2 separate regions of the Homo sapiens genome follow, and region 2 is linked to region 1. Evidence: chromatin loops called from intact Hi-C (ENCODE). Cell type or tissue: IMR-90. All regions are shown on one strand. Each heading gives the region's core, and the rest is flanking DNA. Links, peaks and the distances in the headings are about the cores only.

Region 1 (7,828 bases), core at 2,604-6,603:
TCTGTTCCGTTGGTCTATATATCTGTTTTGGTACCAGTACCATGCTATTTTGGTTACTGTAGCCTTGTAGTATAGTTTGAAGTCAGGTAGCGTGATGCCTCCAGCTTTGATCTTTTTGCTTAGGATTGTCTTGGCTGTACAGGTTCTTTTTTTGTACTATATGAAATTTAAAGTAGTTTTTTTTTCTAATTCTGTGAAGAAAGTTAATGGTATCTTGATGGAGATAGCATTGAATCTATAAATTACTTTGGGCAGTTTGGCCATTTTCACTATATAGATTCTTCCTATCCATTAACATGGAGTGTTTTTCCATTTGTTTGTGTCCTCTCTTATTTCCTTGAGAAGTGGTTTGTAGTTCTCCTTAAAGAGCTTCTTCACATCCCTTGTAAGCTGTATTCCTAGGTATTGTATTCTCTTTGTAGCAATTGTGAATGGGAGCTCACTCATGATTTGGCTCTCTGTTTGTCTGTCATTGGTGTATATGAATGCTTGTGATTTTTGTACATTGATTTTGTATCCTGAGACTTTGCTGAAGTTGCTTATCAGCTTAAGGAGATTTGGGCTGAGACAATGGGGTTTTCTAAATATGCAATCATGTCATCTGCAAAGAGACAATTTGACTTCCTCTATTCCTATTTGAATACCTTTTATTTCTTTCTCTTACCTGATTGCCCTGGCCAGAACTTCCAATACTATTCTTGAATAGGAGTGGTGTGAGAGGATATGCCTGTCTTGTGCCGGTTTTCAAAGGGAATGCTTCCAGCTTTTGCCCATTCAGAATGATATTGGCTGTGAGTTTCTCATAAGTAGCTCTTATTATTTTGAGATACATTCCATCAGTATCTAGTTTATTCAAAGATTTTAGCATGAAGAGATGTTGAATTTTATCGAAGGCCTTTTCTGCATCCATTGAGATAATCATGTGGTTTTTGTCATTGGTTCTGTTTATGTGATGGATGATGTGTATTGATTTGCATATGTTTAACCAGCCTTACATCCCAGGGATGAAGCCAATGTGATTGTGGTGGATAAGCTTTTTGATGTGCTGCTGGATTCGGTTTGCCAGTATTTTATTGAGGGTTTTCGCATCGATGTTCATCAGGGATATTGGCCTGAGATTTTCTTTGTTTGTTGTGTCTCTGCCAGGTTTTGGTACGAGGATGATGCCGGCCTCATAAAATGAGTTAGAGAGGAGTCCCTCTTTTTCTATTGTTTGGAACAGTTTTAGAAAGAATGGTACCAGCTCCTCTTTGTACCTCTGGTAGAATTCGGATATGAATCTGTCTGGTCCTGGGCTTTTTTTGGTTGGCAGGCTATTAATTACTGCCTCAATTTCAGAACTTGTTATTGGTCTATTCATGGATTTGACTTCTTCCTGGTTTAGTCTTGAGAGCAATGTTCAGAAATTTAACCATTTCTAGAAGCTTATTTTCATTTCGATAACAAGTAGCAGACAATAATAGATTTAAAATTATGTACCAATGTCTTTTTCATTATATGTGGTAATAAAGTGCCAAAAAACAAGCTACAAGCTGTTTGTGGCCTAAGATATGCAAAGAATTAATTTTTGTGCTGGCATATACTGTAATTAGAAATTGTTCTGTGCATCATGATTAAACCAGTAACTATGGTAACGAGAGCAGGAAAGCATGAGTGCAAAAGGAAACAGCCCGAGTAAGTCAGGGATAAGCTGCATTTCATCTTTCTTTTTAAGTGTTTGTAATAAACAGAACTATCTATAAAATGCATACTGATTTTTATTCCAATTCTTATCATTCATTTACATAGATTAAAATACATTATTCCTTGAACATATACACACACGTACAAGACAGAACAGACACAGATTATTACCACATATGGAGAGCATACAGCTCTTAACAGTATTATCAGGGGAATACCATTACAATCTCTGCACATCTCCCTCATTTTCATAGGGCTGTATGAAGAAAATGACGGAGCAGAACACTCAAGTAAGAAATCTACAGTTTCTGGCTTTTGCCTTTTGGCCACAAATTTTCAGCAAAACTGCTTGACTCTTAGTGGCATGGACGACAAATTCAGATTAGCAGGCAACAGACATGAATACAAAGGAAACCAGCGCAACACTATTCCTAATAATGCGTTTTGTAGGCTTTACCGACTGCAGTCTTCAACAGACATAAATACAGACGTCTCAGTTTCAGAGACCTCGAATCATTAGTCTTCATGTACATTTTTTTGTTTTTTGTTTTTTGTTTTTTCGGTCCCCAAACCATCAAGTGGTATGAGAAATAATTAGAGCAGTTTCAAAGGAGAAGATCAGTCAAAACTGATTAAAGGTTTAAAAAGTAAGCCTTTTGAGAAAAGGGTGTTTTTTAAAAAAAATTATTCATTGAGGCTAGAAAAGACTCTGTGACGAAGCCAAGTACGTGAGTGTGAACAGCAATTATCTCACTACGGAAAACAAAGCAGAATGAAACAATATAAATTTCAGAAAAACAATCTTAATTTCTGGAATAACTTCTTACTGTACAGATATAAGAAACTGCACGTATCACTAGATAAGCTGTGTAATCTAATTGAATTTATTAAAGGAGATGAACAAGCATCATGTTCTTGTTTAGTACAAACAAATATTTAATTTAGTGTTTCCATAGTAGAGTTTCTCTATAAAGAATTGTAAAACTTTTTAAAACCCCATCTGAAACAGAAATAAATACCACCTGGTATCACTTATAAGTGGGAACTAAGTAATACGCACCCATATTACTCAGTTGTAAATAATACACACCCATATTACTTAGTTGTAAGTAATACACACCCATATTACTTAGTTGTAAGTAATACGCACCCATATTACTTAGTTGTAAGTAATACGCACCCATATTACTTAGTTGTAATATAACTTATAAGAAACATGTTATATAAGTTGCAAGTAATATAACTTATAAGTAATATAAGTTATAATATATGTTATAAGTAATATAACTTATATTACTTGTAAGTTATATTACTTATAATTAAGTAATACGGGTGCATATTACTTACAACTCAGTAATACGGGTGCATATTACATACAACTCAGTAATACGGGTGCATATTACGTACAACTCAGTAATACGGGTGCATATTACGTACAACTCAGTAATACGGGTGCATATTACGTACAACTCAGTAATACGGGTGCATATTACGTACAACTAAGTAATACGGGTGCATATTACTTATAACTAAGTAATACGGGTGCATATTACTTAGTTCCCACATATAAGTAATGGACATAGAGAGTGAAATAATAGACACTGGAGACTTAGAAGACTAAATGTGTAATGTACGCTATTTGGATGCTAGTTACATTAGAAGCCCAGACTTCACCACTATGCAGTATATCCACGTAACAAAACAGTACTTGTACCCCCTAAATCTATAAAAAATCTATAAATTTATAAAAATTAAAAAAATTAAACTTCATTCGAATGTAAAGTTAATGAGGAAGTTAAATTATTTCAAAGATTACAAATTGAGTATCAACTAAGACAAGGCACCAAAAACAACTGAGTGTTTCAGGAAAATTTTTAAACAAATAACACTGATTAGTTAATGTTCCTATCATCTTCCATTCATTTATTCATTGTGCCAACCAATATCAAGCACCTGCCTTGTGTGAAGCACTGTTCTAGGGTCTGGGTCACAATCATGAAAAGATGCATAAATCTCTGTGTCATGTAGCTTCCATTCTTCTAAGGGAGACAGACAAAAACTAGTAGAAAATAAATTACACTATTTAGATGATGGTAAGAGTTCTGGAGTGAATAAATGGGTGATGTGATGAAGATGAACTGTCAAAGCCTACTTTTCTAGGTGGGTCAGGGAAGACGTTTTTGAGGCAGGTGGTCCATAGAAGCCAGCGATGTGAGGCAGAGCATGTCAAGAACAGGGAACCGCAAGCACAGCTGTGGAGTGTCCGAGGGATAAAGATGGCAGCAGCCCAAGCACTGTGGGCAAGGGCAGGGCAGGACGATGCCAGGCTACAGAGGTGGGCAGAGGACAGACAATTGGGGCCTGGTAGAGCATTCTGGGGCTTGGATTTTTAAAATGCCTTTATCCTACCATCACATTTCAGTGTTTCTGATTTGGGGAGTGATTTATAAGAAAGGTGCCTTTAAGAAAAACCAAAATATGCTTATTCACGCACAACTTCTGCTCAACTTCCTGAGAGGAAGCCAAAACTGGAGATTACTGCTGTACTGGAAGCCAGATCAAAAAAGAAAGCAAAATCATTTAAGAGCCTGCATTTGAAAATGCTTCATTTATAGGATGAAATGAAGTGTGTGTGGCTTTCTTATTGCTTTCTTCAAGCCTAGATATATTAATCATCATCTTCATTAAAATCCATTTGATGCCATAAAAGGACCAAATAATTTTCTTTCTAATTTTCAGAAACTGAGTGCTGTTATATAATTTTAAAATCTAACTACAGAGTCTTTAAAAAAAAAAAAACACTAGCTCGAATTTCCTCAATAATTCTGGCTATTCGTTTTTCAATTCTTATGTGTTTATTTTCCATTTGAACATTTAGCATTAGAAAATCTTCCTGTGATTTCCACAGCAACCACTAGAGGGAAAACTTCGACTGAAGAAAGTCATTTAAAGACACTATCTTAATAATATTTCTTAAGTACAATATTAAGTATAATATTTCTTAAGTCTAATATTCTTAAGAATAATATTTAAGTCTAACATTCTTAAGAATAATATTTATTAAGTGTAATATTCTTAAGAATAATATTTCTTAAGTCTGAAGAACTCAAAAATAATGATGTCTTCAAGATAAAATATTATAAAAGCACATCATAAATCCCACATGCATTTTCAAGTTATTCCTGATAATAATGAGCATTTGTGTTGTAATACGTATTCTGCAAATGTTCTTGCATTCATTACCTCATTTGTTTCTCCAGATGAATGGCTAATAGAGCAGGAACTATGATCACTCAGCTAAAATAAAAAAACACAAATAATTTAACCAAAGACACCCGACATTTTAATTGCACAATCAATATTACTACTGAGGGCTGAGTATATTTTTCAAGTACACTATGTTGTCTCCTCACTACTTTTTTCAAAGAAAATATGAAAATATTGTGTTCTCAATTTCCTCATCATATTCTAGATTTTTTAGTAAAATACCTAGAACACAGTAGGCACTTGATAATTAGTGAATGTATGCATGCATTCATATATGAATAAAAAGATGAATGAAGGAACAAAGCCCTACTTTTTTTCTATGCAACACTATATGCCAACATAGCACCTAGCAATAGCAATAGCAATAGCAATAGCAATGTGTTTTCCAAACACATCCCATTTCAGAGTTAGTAAATGCAGAGGACACCTGAAGATAATACTTGCAGCTTAATAAGTGCTACAGAGAGGACATGTTTTTGTGATTTTTTGCTCCAATATTATGATACCCTCATGTTATAGACAGGATGTGTCCCCCTGAAAGTTCACATGTTGAAATCCTAACCCTCAAAGTGATGGTATTAAGAGGTGAGACCTTTGGGAGGTAATTAGGTCATGAGGGTGGAGCTCTCATAAATAGAATTAGTTTCCATAAGAAAAGACATGAGAGAAATGATTTTTCTTTCCTTCATAGAAGAATACAATGAGAAGATGGCCATCTGTGGGCCGGGAGGAGGGCCCTCGCTGAGAACCTGACCATGCTCACACCCTGGTTTTGGACCCCCAGCATCCAGAACTCTGAGAAATAAAGGTTTGTTGATTAAGCCCCACAGTCTATTGTATTGTGTTACAGCAGTCCAAACTAAGATGCCACATCTGATTCTACCTCCTTTACATTGTTTGACTTTTGAATATTTGAACTCTAAAATTATGATCAATCCATCAAACTTTATATAATTCATTATCGTAACTCAAAAACACAAATATATCATATGGGTTAATACAACCACATAAGAAATCAGAAAATGCTAACTGGAAGTGAGAAGAATTATAATTGTGATTCTGTCTTTTCCTTCTGCAGGAATCCTGAAACACTGGCCACAAAGTTATGCTATGGACTCATGCCCCTACGCAGTAAAATAACAATGTTAATACTAACTTACTATCAATTGTTACTAGATTGAGCAAAGAACAATCATTAAAATGCCATAGATCCTTGAAAACAAGCAATAATTTCCTGATAAAGATGAGATACTTTTCTTATTCTACCAACAAGACTGCATTTGGTGGTAAGTGTGTGTGTGTGTGTGTGTGTGTGTGTGTGTGTGTTGGGGGGATGTGGTGGAGGGATGAGGTAGATTTGGATATCTCTTTTCCCACAGTTGAATTCCCTTCCATGCAACTAAGAAATCAAAAAAAGCTCCTAAAATGAGTAGCTAACTTAAACATTCACAAAATATTTTTAAAAGAAATACTCAGAAATATCAAAAGGAGTTATCCATGGGTAGTGTGATAAGAAGTAATTTTAATGTTCTTTTTATGTTTTTATGTAATTTCTCATTTGTTTGCAATGAAAATATGTATATCCTTTTTTAACAATTGGGAAAGTTTTTTCACTAAAAGTCAAGTTTGTTTATTTTTGTTGTTGTTTTTGGTGGTGGTGGTAGAGACAGGGTCTCATGGCTGTGTTGCCCAGGCTAGTCTTGAACTCCTGGCTTTGAACTCTTAACTGCAAGTGATCCTCCTGCCTCAGCCTCCCGAAGTGCTAGGATTACAGACCTTAACCACAACACCTGACCAAAAGTCAAAGTAATATAAATTTTACATTACATCTTAAAATCATCATTAACTGTGTTTGGCATATATTTTATGTAAAACAAATATGAGTTTGTTTGATTTTTTATCTAAGAAACTAAATAATCAAGGGCTGTTAAGCTGAACCATAGCTAATACTCCTTGCATCTTCTTATCAAGAGCTAACTTTAGTAAAGATTCCTTCAAATCAGTAAATAAATGAGGTTGTCTTTGGCTGATACTTTCAGAGTCCTCAGAAGTTTGATTTTAAACTCATGAAAAAGATAAAGCTGAACCGACAGGCTTTACAGTCTTGTTCATTCTTCACATTTAGTACATTCCTTGAATAGATGGTATTGTCAACAGCTTGTTTAAAAATTGTCTGATATCTGCGCTAAGTTGTTTGGATGACAATTCATGAAACCAAATAGAAAATAAACACTGTAGCCTTATGAGTTCTCACCACATATTTTCAATAAATTTTACAAGTTCATGAGTGAAGAAAGATAAAGTTCTTAGTAATCAGACAATGTATAAACACCAATGGATCACAAACATTTTTGTAAAGAAAATAAAGTAAGGACACCCTCAAAAAATCCTAAAAGCACACAAAGTTCTCCATTAAGAAAGCAATTCATTTTGCAATGAATATAAAGGGAAACAAAATTATATACACTTTGACAAAGTTAATATATTTCTTTCTACTGTATTGTGATATTTTAAGAACTCTATGGCCCATCCAAATGCAGATGTGTAGTTACATCATTAGAAAAGAATAAATAAAACTTTATTAGCTATGGGTCTAACAGAGTCTCAATGAGACATAATAGATGTTTATTTTTATTCAATTTTTTTACATTATTTTAATGGCTTTATTAATTAAAATAATTACAAAAGTGCCATTGATTCCTAAGACAAGACATTCCAAGCACATAATATGTTCTATACAACTGGATATAATTTTGAAATGTGAAAATAAGAATATAATACTTGTGAATTATTTCCAACTTTCAACAAAACTTAAATATTCCAGGTTTAACCATGACTTTCCAGGAAAGGAATTGCAAGATGATGTCTGGTTATTGAA
Region 2 (7,828 bases), core at 1,300-5,299, 330 kb after region 1:
GGCCAAAGCTGATGTGCCTCACCCAAATCTTCTATGATTAAGAATTTGTTCTAACCATCTCATTTTAACTAACCACATATTTGAAAGACTATTGAAAGGGAAACCTTTCAATGACATCATTTTGAAGATCCAAAGCATGGGACTACATTAGAAGTGAAATGATACCACAGTGATCTTTCCAGTACTTCCAGCATAGCAATTTTTTTTTTTTTTTTTTTTTTTGAGATGGAGTCTTACTCTGTCGCCCAGGCTGGAGTGCAGTGGCACTATCTGGGCTCACTGCAGCCTCCATCTCCCAGGTTCAAGCGATTCTCCTGCCTCAGCCTCCTGAGTACCTGGGATTACAGGCGCATGCCACCATGCCTGGCTAATTTTGTATTTTTTAGTAGAGACAGGGTTTCACCATGTTGGCCAGGCTGGTCTTGAACTCCTGACCTCAGGTGATCCGCCCGTCTCGGCCTCCCAAAGTGCTGGGATTACAGGCATAAGCCTCCGCATCAGGCCCTGCATAGCAATTTGATCAGCATTCTTATACACGTGTATGAATTAATAATGATCATTTCTTGAGGTAAAATATATGATTTACCCTGGAACATGGCCAATTGGCTAATAAAATTGGGGTCTAGGAGGACCCTGTTTAGGATTCTAAGATTATAGTTTCTTTAACAACATAAGTACTGCCTTGTGTGCATGCATTTCAAATCTATTTTAACTCCAGTTATGAATTTTAGAGAAAAAAATTATATTTTAAACATGTTCTTATTAGACTTATAAATTTAATACTTTTTATATAACATGAGCAATACTAGTACATAGTTCACCTTTCTCCAGCAGTTTACACAGTCAACTTAGTACTCTTCCTGCTTCCATCTCCCAGCTCCCTACGATCCCATAGAATATGAGCAAAGGGGAGCCTCAGCACATGTCTGCTGGGGCTGCAGGAGTCACTCTGGTGACCACCACTCAGCCTCTGGCTAGTCCCTGCTAGCCTCTGGTGCTTCTATCCTGGAGGAAGGAAGATAAGCACTAGTCATGCACTAGCTGGTAATATTCCCATCTTCATACTTGCAGGCAATAATACAAACCTGGAAATTGGGAACCTGTCAGCTGTCTGGGGAATTCAGCATCTGGCTGAGTCCCCTCTCCCTCATCCCCACTGCAGCGAGGCAAGCAGGAGGTAGAATTTATTCTTCCACCTGTGTATAGAAGACAGAAAATGAGCTGGGCTTCATCTTTTCCTTGTTAAGCTTAATGGGATAAAATAATATGTGAAAAGGATACTACATATTCAACCTTGCTCTAATTTCAAATATCTTACCCAGTGTAGTAAAACATAAACTAAGTTCAAGTATTGCCTCTACCATAGATGTGTAATCTTGGACGATCTGGTAACCCTCCCTGCACCTCCACTTCCTTACCTGTAAAGAGTTCCATGATAAAAGTATCTACTTCACATGTTGGGAGGTTTAAATGCAATAATTCATATGAAGCACTCACTCGCCTGCACTGTAAGAGCTCAACAAATATTAGCTACATTGTAATTATTACTTTTACTTTGTTATTTAAGTTAAATTAGAATCTGTTGCATGCCAGGCACTGAAATTTTACTGTGTGCTTGTCTAGTGAAATGTCCAACTTCCAATAGTACCATACTCACTGCCTACTGTAGACATGTAACTATATAAAGGAAATCAATCAGCCCCCCTCTGGTGTTAGGAAATATATCCATTTCTATAATCAGAATTCATAACCAATGTTATATATAAAACAAATGATGTATTTTTTGCTCCATGGTATGAAAGATAGCTGTAACTTCTTAAGAAATGTACACATCACAAATATTCTGAGTAATTTCATCTTCCCAGGCTCCATAACAAAGTCACTCAATAGTTTGATATATCCTGGGAAGACAGCAGATATTTTGGGTTTTAGAAATAAAACATATCCCACACTGGCATCCATGGCTCCTGATTTAAGAAATCAAGGCTCTGGAACTGGGAACTCTTACCTGAAGATGTGATCGTGGCAATGATAATAAGAATAGTAACAGCAAATACATCTTGTTGTATATTACCGTAACCCTAACGCAACCCGTGAATTAACTGAAGTTGTACCAGTAGGGAAATGAAGACAACAAAAAGTACACGGCCACCTTAAAGCCTCGACATTTGCTCTGATGAGCATCTAGCAGCTGACATGCTGTATGTCCCAGGAAAATCAGGATAAGTCAGCAGAAAGTGGTAGGCAGGCAGGGCAAGGTCTTCAGAAGAACTAGTTGCTCTAGTTATGAGCCGTGTGAACTCAGGCAAGTTCCTTAATCCCTCTGAGCCTGTTTTCTCAACGATGAAAACAGGAAAATAGTTATGTTACAGGCCCATTGGAAGGGTGTATGAGAATATGCCCTGCATTTTTAATTTCCTTTTAAAGGCAGCCCCGCAACTGGTGAGCCCCTGATTTTATCCTTTTCAAAAACAGTAAACAAACCTGCCCCAGAGTAATTTTTCAAACTCCAGCTTACCGCTACCAAATAACTGCAGCTTACTGCTCCGCGTCGCAAGTCAAGATGTGGCTCCTTCATTCACACACATCTCTTGAGCGCTTCCCGTGTGCCAGGTGCTATAGGGCACACAACAGTGTGGGGATTACAGCAGCGAGCAGGCAGGTGAGGACTGTGCTGTCATAGTGTTAAACTCATCAGCTGACACAGTCGGGACTTGCAGCAAGTAAAATACCCAGTTTTTCAAGCAATCGATTTTCTCTCGATCCTGCACTTTGTTTTGCTCTTTCCTTTATCTAGTACCAGAATGTCAAATCAATAAAAAGTCGAGTGAAGCCTTTATTTGTCCACCAACCTCAGCATTAGTTTAATGTTTATATTCTCTCCTTGTCTTTCTCACTTGGACAATTCTCAAGCCTCTATTTTGCTTTCCAGTTACATTCTGGCTTCATTTTTTTTTTTTTTTTTTTTTTTTTATGGTAACTGCCTCCGAGCTTGGCTTGGTCACACTTTCTATGTAGAGTCCTTTGGGGAGCTCCCCCGCCTGGCCTCTGTCTGTAATATCACCAAAGGCAGTAATGGGCTTTGGCAGTGTTTTGCAAAGACCAACAAAGATGAATATCATTATACTGAGGTCCATGAAACCAAGATCAGATTTTTTTTGTGAATGGCAAGGGAAGGCAGACTGCACAAGAACACTGAAGGGACTGAACTCTTCAGCCTCTTGCATATTTATCACATGAATTTGGCAACTCATACATGGAGAGAATGAAAACTCGCTCCCCGAACAAGTGAGGAAACATTCATGAGGAACCGAATGGGGTCGACAGGTAAGCACGCTTTGCCCATATTTGACTTGTGGAGAGTCTCTTCAGTTTACCAACCTTGCTACTCAAATGAGCACATTTTATATGTACCTAATTTTTGTGCAATGGTTTACTGTAAAGAACATTTGCAGCATATGAAAGGGGCCTGGTCGTTTATTCTAAGGTTATATGAGATTATGTTGGAGGCATTCCTTGCCACATATGAACATCTCTAGAAAGGCAGCATTGCCTCTGGAGGAGGAGCACCTTGGTTTGAATCTTAACTCTCCTACTTTTCCTCCTGTGACCTCGGGAAGTTAATTAACCTTTCTATGCCTCCATTTCATAATTCGTAAAATGCGAATACTAATAATAACTATCTCAATAGGTTGTCAGAATGATTAAATATTAAATATGTCAGTACTTAAAAGTATTTGGAATAATGTCTAGCACATACTAAGTGCTTTATAAAAATTTGTTAAATAAATAAGTTTTGAAATAACAAAATATATGACAAGTAAAACCAACTGTTGAAGACCAAGTTGGAAGATGAAGCCTGGTACGTAGCTTGGTGTAAGAAACTCCAATAACATAGCTATATCCTAAGTTTAAATATGAATGGCCTCTCATTACCCACAAGAAATTAAAATTCAAAGGAATCCTGAGCATGTTCATAAAAGATATATTCATATTAACCAAAACTGAAAACAACTCAAATTTTCATCAAGAGGAAACAAACTAACTCTGGTACATTTACATAACATAATACAGTAGAACAATAAAAGGAATAAGCTACGAATATGTGCAAAATGTAGATGAATCTCAAAAACTTACTTTGAGCAAGAGTACGTTATATGATTTATTTTATATGAAGTTTAAAGTCAACAACATAAATATATGACTATTGAAATTAAAGGACATTGCTGCGGGGGATAGGATGAGTTGGAGATTTGACTAGAAGAGGAAATGTGGTAACTTTCCAGGAATATTGGAACATCATCTGTCTTTCAGTGATGGTAACATGGGAATACACATTTGGGGGAAAAAACCCTCAACAAATTTTTATTTAAGATGTGTGCAATTCTACACTGTGTAAATTATACTGCAATTAAATAAAAACTATATTGCAAAGATAAATAAATCTTCAGTTCTGGTAACGGCAGGCTAGTTAATTCAGAACAAACCTCCCATTGGAGACAATGATTTCTAGATGAAACATTAAACCATGCTTCTAGTTGCATCTAAAAGCTATAAAGAAAATGAGAAAGCATCAGACCAAGAATCCAGGACAAATAGAAAATCCAAAGAGGAGAGCATGGACTCTGGGACCACTTTTTTTTTCAGGTGCCTTTTTATTTTACTTTTTTATTTTTATTATTATTATTTATTTTATTTTAAGTTCTGGGATACAAGTGTAGAACGTGTAGGTTTGTTTTACATAAGTATACGTGTGCCATTGTGGTTTGCTGCACCTATCAACCCATCATCTAGGTTTTAGGTCCCACATGCATTAGCTATTTGTCCTAATGCTCTTGCTCCCTCACCCTCCAACCCCCCACTGGCCCCGGTGTGTGATATTCCCCTCCCTGTGTCCATGTGTTCACATTGTTCAACTCCCACTTATGAGTGAGAACATGAGGTGTTTGGTTTTCTGTTCCTGTGTTCATTTGCTGAGGATGATGCTTCCAGCTTCAACCATGGCCCTGCAAAGGACATTATCTCATTCCTTTTTATGGCTGTATAGTATTCCATGGCATATGTGTACCACATTTTCCTTATCCAGTCTATCATTGATGGGCATTTGGGTTGGTTCCAAGTCTTTGCTATTGTAAATAGTGCTGCAATAAACATCCATGTGCATGTTCTTTATAGTAGAATGATTTATATTCCTTTGGGTATACACCCAGTAATGGGATTGCTGGGTCAAATGGTATTTCTGGTTCTAGATCCTTGAGGAATCACCACACTGTCTTCCACAATGGTTGAACTAATTTAAATTTCCACCAAAAGTGTAAAAGTGTTCCTATTTCTCTGCAGCCTCACCAGCATCTATTATTTCTTGACTTTTTAATAATCACCATTCTGACTAGTGTGAGATGGTATCTCATTGTGGTTTTGATTTGTATTTCTCTAATGATCAGTGATGTTGAACTTTTTTCATATGTTTGTTGGCCGCATAAATGTCTTCTTTTAAGAAATGTCTGTTCATATCCCTTGCCTCCTTTTTGATGGGGTTGTTTTTTTCTTGTGAATATGTTTAAGTTCCTTGTAAATTCTGGATACTAGACCTTTGTCAGATGAGTAGATTGCAAAAATTTTCCCCCTTTCTGTAGGTTGCCTGTTCACTTTGATGATAGTTTCTTTTGCTGTGCAGAAGCTCTTTATTCTAATTAGATCCCATTTGTCAATTTTGGCTTTTGTTGCCATTGCTTTTGGCGTTTTTGTCATGAAGACTTTGCCCATGCCCATGTCCTGAATGGTATTGCCTAGGTTTTCTTCTAGGGTTTTTATGGTTTTGGGCTTTACATTTAAGTCTTTAATCCATCTTGAGTTAATTTTTATTTAAGATGTGTGCAATTCTACACTGTGTAAATTATACTGCAATTAAATAAAAACTATATTGCAAAGATAAATAAAGGAAGGGGTCCAATTTCAGTTTTCTGCATATGGCTAGCCAGTTTTCCCAGCACCGTTTATTAAATAGGGAATCCTTTTCCCATTGCTTGTTTTTGCTGAGACCACTTTTGCTCCAGGAACATTTGCTATGAGGAAGAGATGGCAGGGAGATAAAGCAATCCTCATACAGTCTCTTCAGGAAAGCGGAAATAAAAGTTGAAGAAACAGGCCTACCAAGATTGAGGACCATAGCAAATGGAATGCTGAACACTTAGACTTGACATCCAGAAGAGCTGAAATCTAGCAGTAAGAATGAGTAAGCCAGAAGTACATGAGCCCCTTCAATGTCTGCATGGGCAATAAAATTTTAATCCTTGAAATTGGATTAAGGTGATTCAAGATTGCTAGTGCCCATAGGCACCTAACAAAAAGAAACAATGCTCTCTGGAGGAAGGTAATGTTCTAGGGCCTAAATTTTTCTATACATGTTTTTCAAACAGGGTTAGGATTCATTCAAAAATAATAAGGAAACACACAGAAAGACACATCAATATGAATGAGAACTAGCACAAACAGATATAGACCCATAGGTATTTCAGATAGTGAAGATAAATTTATTTAGTATTTTATTAAGCTCACAAAGATAGAAGTCAAATTTTAACATTTCAGCAGAAAAGTGGAATCTTTAAAAAGAACATCACAGATTTAAAGCAAAAGAAAAAAATGAAAATGAAAAGAAAAAGAGAAACCCTAGAACTAGAAAACATAGTGTCTAAAATTAGTAACTCAATGGTTGGGTGTATCATCAGCAGATAGATGTAACTCATAGTTAGCACCTCTGAAGATGTCAGGAGAAACTACCCAAGATGAAAGAGACGGAAGCAAGAACAGGAGGAATTGAGGATATAATTAGAAAACCTAACATATATTTAATAGAGGTCATAGATTTAAAAAATGGCCAACAGCAAAATTTGCAAATGTAATGGCTGAGAATTTTGCAAATCTAATGAAAGCTATCAATCCACACATTGAAGAAGCCCAATGACTCCCAAGCAAGCTAATTAAAAATAAAAATCTGGGCCAGGTGTGGTGGCTCAGGCCTGTAATCCCAGCACTTTGGGAGGCCAAGGCGGGTGGATCATGAGGTCAAGAGATTGAGACCTTTCTGGCCAACATGGTGAAACCCCTTCTTTACTAAAAAAAGAAAATACAAAAATTAGCTGGGCATGGTGGTGCTTACCTGTAGTTGGAGCTACTCCGGAGTTTGAGGCAGAATAATCACTTGAATCCAGAAGGCAGAGGTTGCAGTGAGTCGAGATCGTGCCACTGCACTCCAGCCTGGTGAAAGAGCGAGACTCCATCTCAATAATAAATAAATAAAAAAATAAAAATAAAAATCTGGGCTGGGGGCAGTGGCTCATGCCTGTAATCCCAGCACTTTGGGAGGCCGAGGTGGGTGGATCACGAGGTCAGGAGTTCGAGACCAGCCTGGCCAAGATGGTGAAATGCCATCTCTACTAAAAATACAAAAATTAGCCAGGCACAGTGGTGGGTGCCTGTAATCCCAGCTACCCGGGAGGCTGAGTCAGAAGAATCGCTTGAACCCGGGAGGCAGAGGTTGCAGTGAGTCGAGACAGTGTCACTGCACTGTAGCCTGGGTGACAGAGCAAGACTCCGTCTCAAAAATAAATAAATAAATAAAAAATAAAAATCTGATATATGCTGAGGAGGCGGGGCCAAGATGGCCAACTAGAAGCAGAGGCCGTGGGGGGCTCCTATAGAAAAAGAAAAAACAAGGCATAATAAATGTGTGAAGCCTTCACTGGCAACCAAGGTATCCAGGTTCTCTCATCAAAATTGACTAGAAGGCTGGCATGACCCACGGAGAGAAGGTTAGGGTTCAAGTGAT

The links. Peaks named below come from ENCODE experiments on the same cell type or tissue, not always from the same donor. Only the 100,000 strongest peaks of a DNase experiment are listed, where the experiment ranks them.
Region 2: a loop joins it to region 1, with 6 times the contacts of the local background. A loop is called at or near these places in 11 of 110 quality-filtered maps.

The regions. Positions count from the first base shown.
Region 1 is chr4:175,942,719-175,950,546 of GRCh38, forward strand. LOC107984113 (a long non-coding RNA gene) reads right to left here. Exons shown (of 4, transcript XR_001741924.3): 3 at 4,927-4,980. It also overlaps a transcript of GPM6A not described here. Among named protein-coding and RNA genes, the nearest start is that of WDR17, 120 kb to the right of the region's middle. In IMR-90, for the core only: a CTCF peak has its summit at 4,597 (motif pointing right); no DNase peak of the experiment used is centred there.
Region 2 is chr4:176,274,711-176,282,538 of GRCh38, forward strand. It overlaps a transcript of ASB5 not described here. Among named protein-coding and RNA genes, the nearest start is that of ASB5, 9.4 kb to the left of the region's middle. In IMR-90, for the core only: a CTCF peak has its summit at 3,035; a DNase peak (open chromatin) is centred at 3,031; H3K27ac peaks cover 222 bases.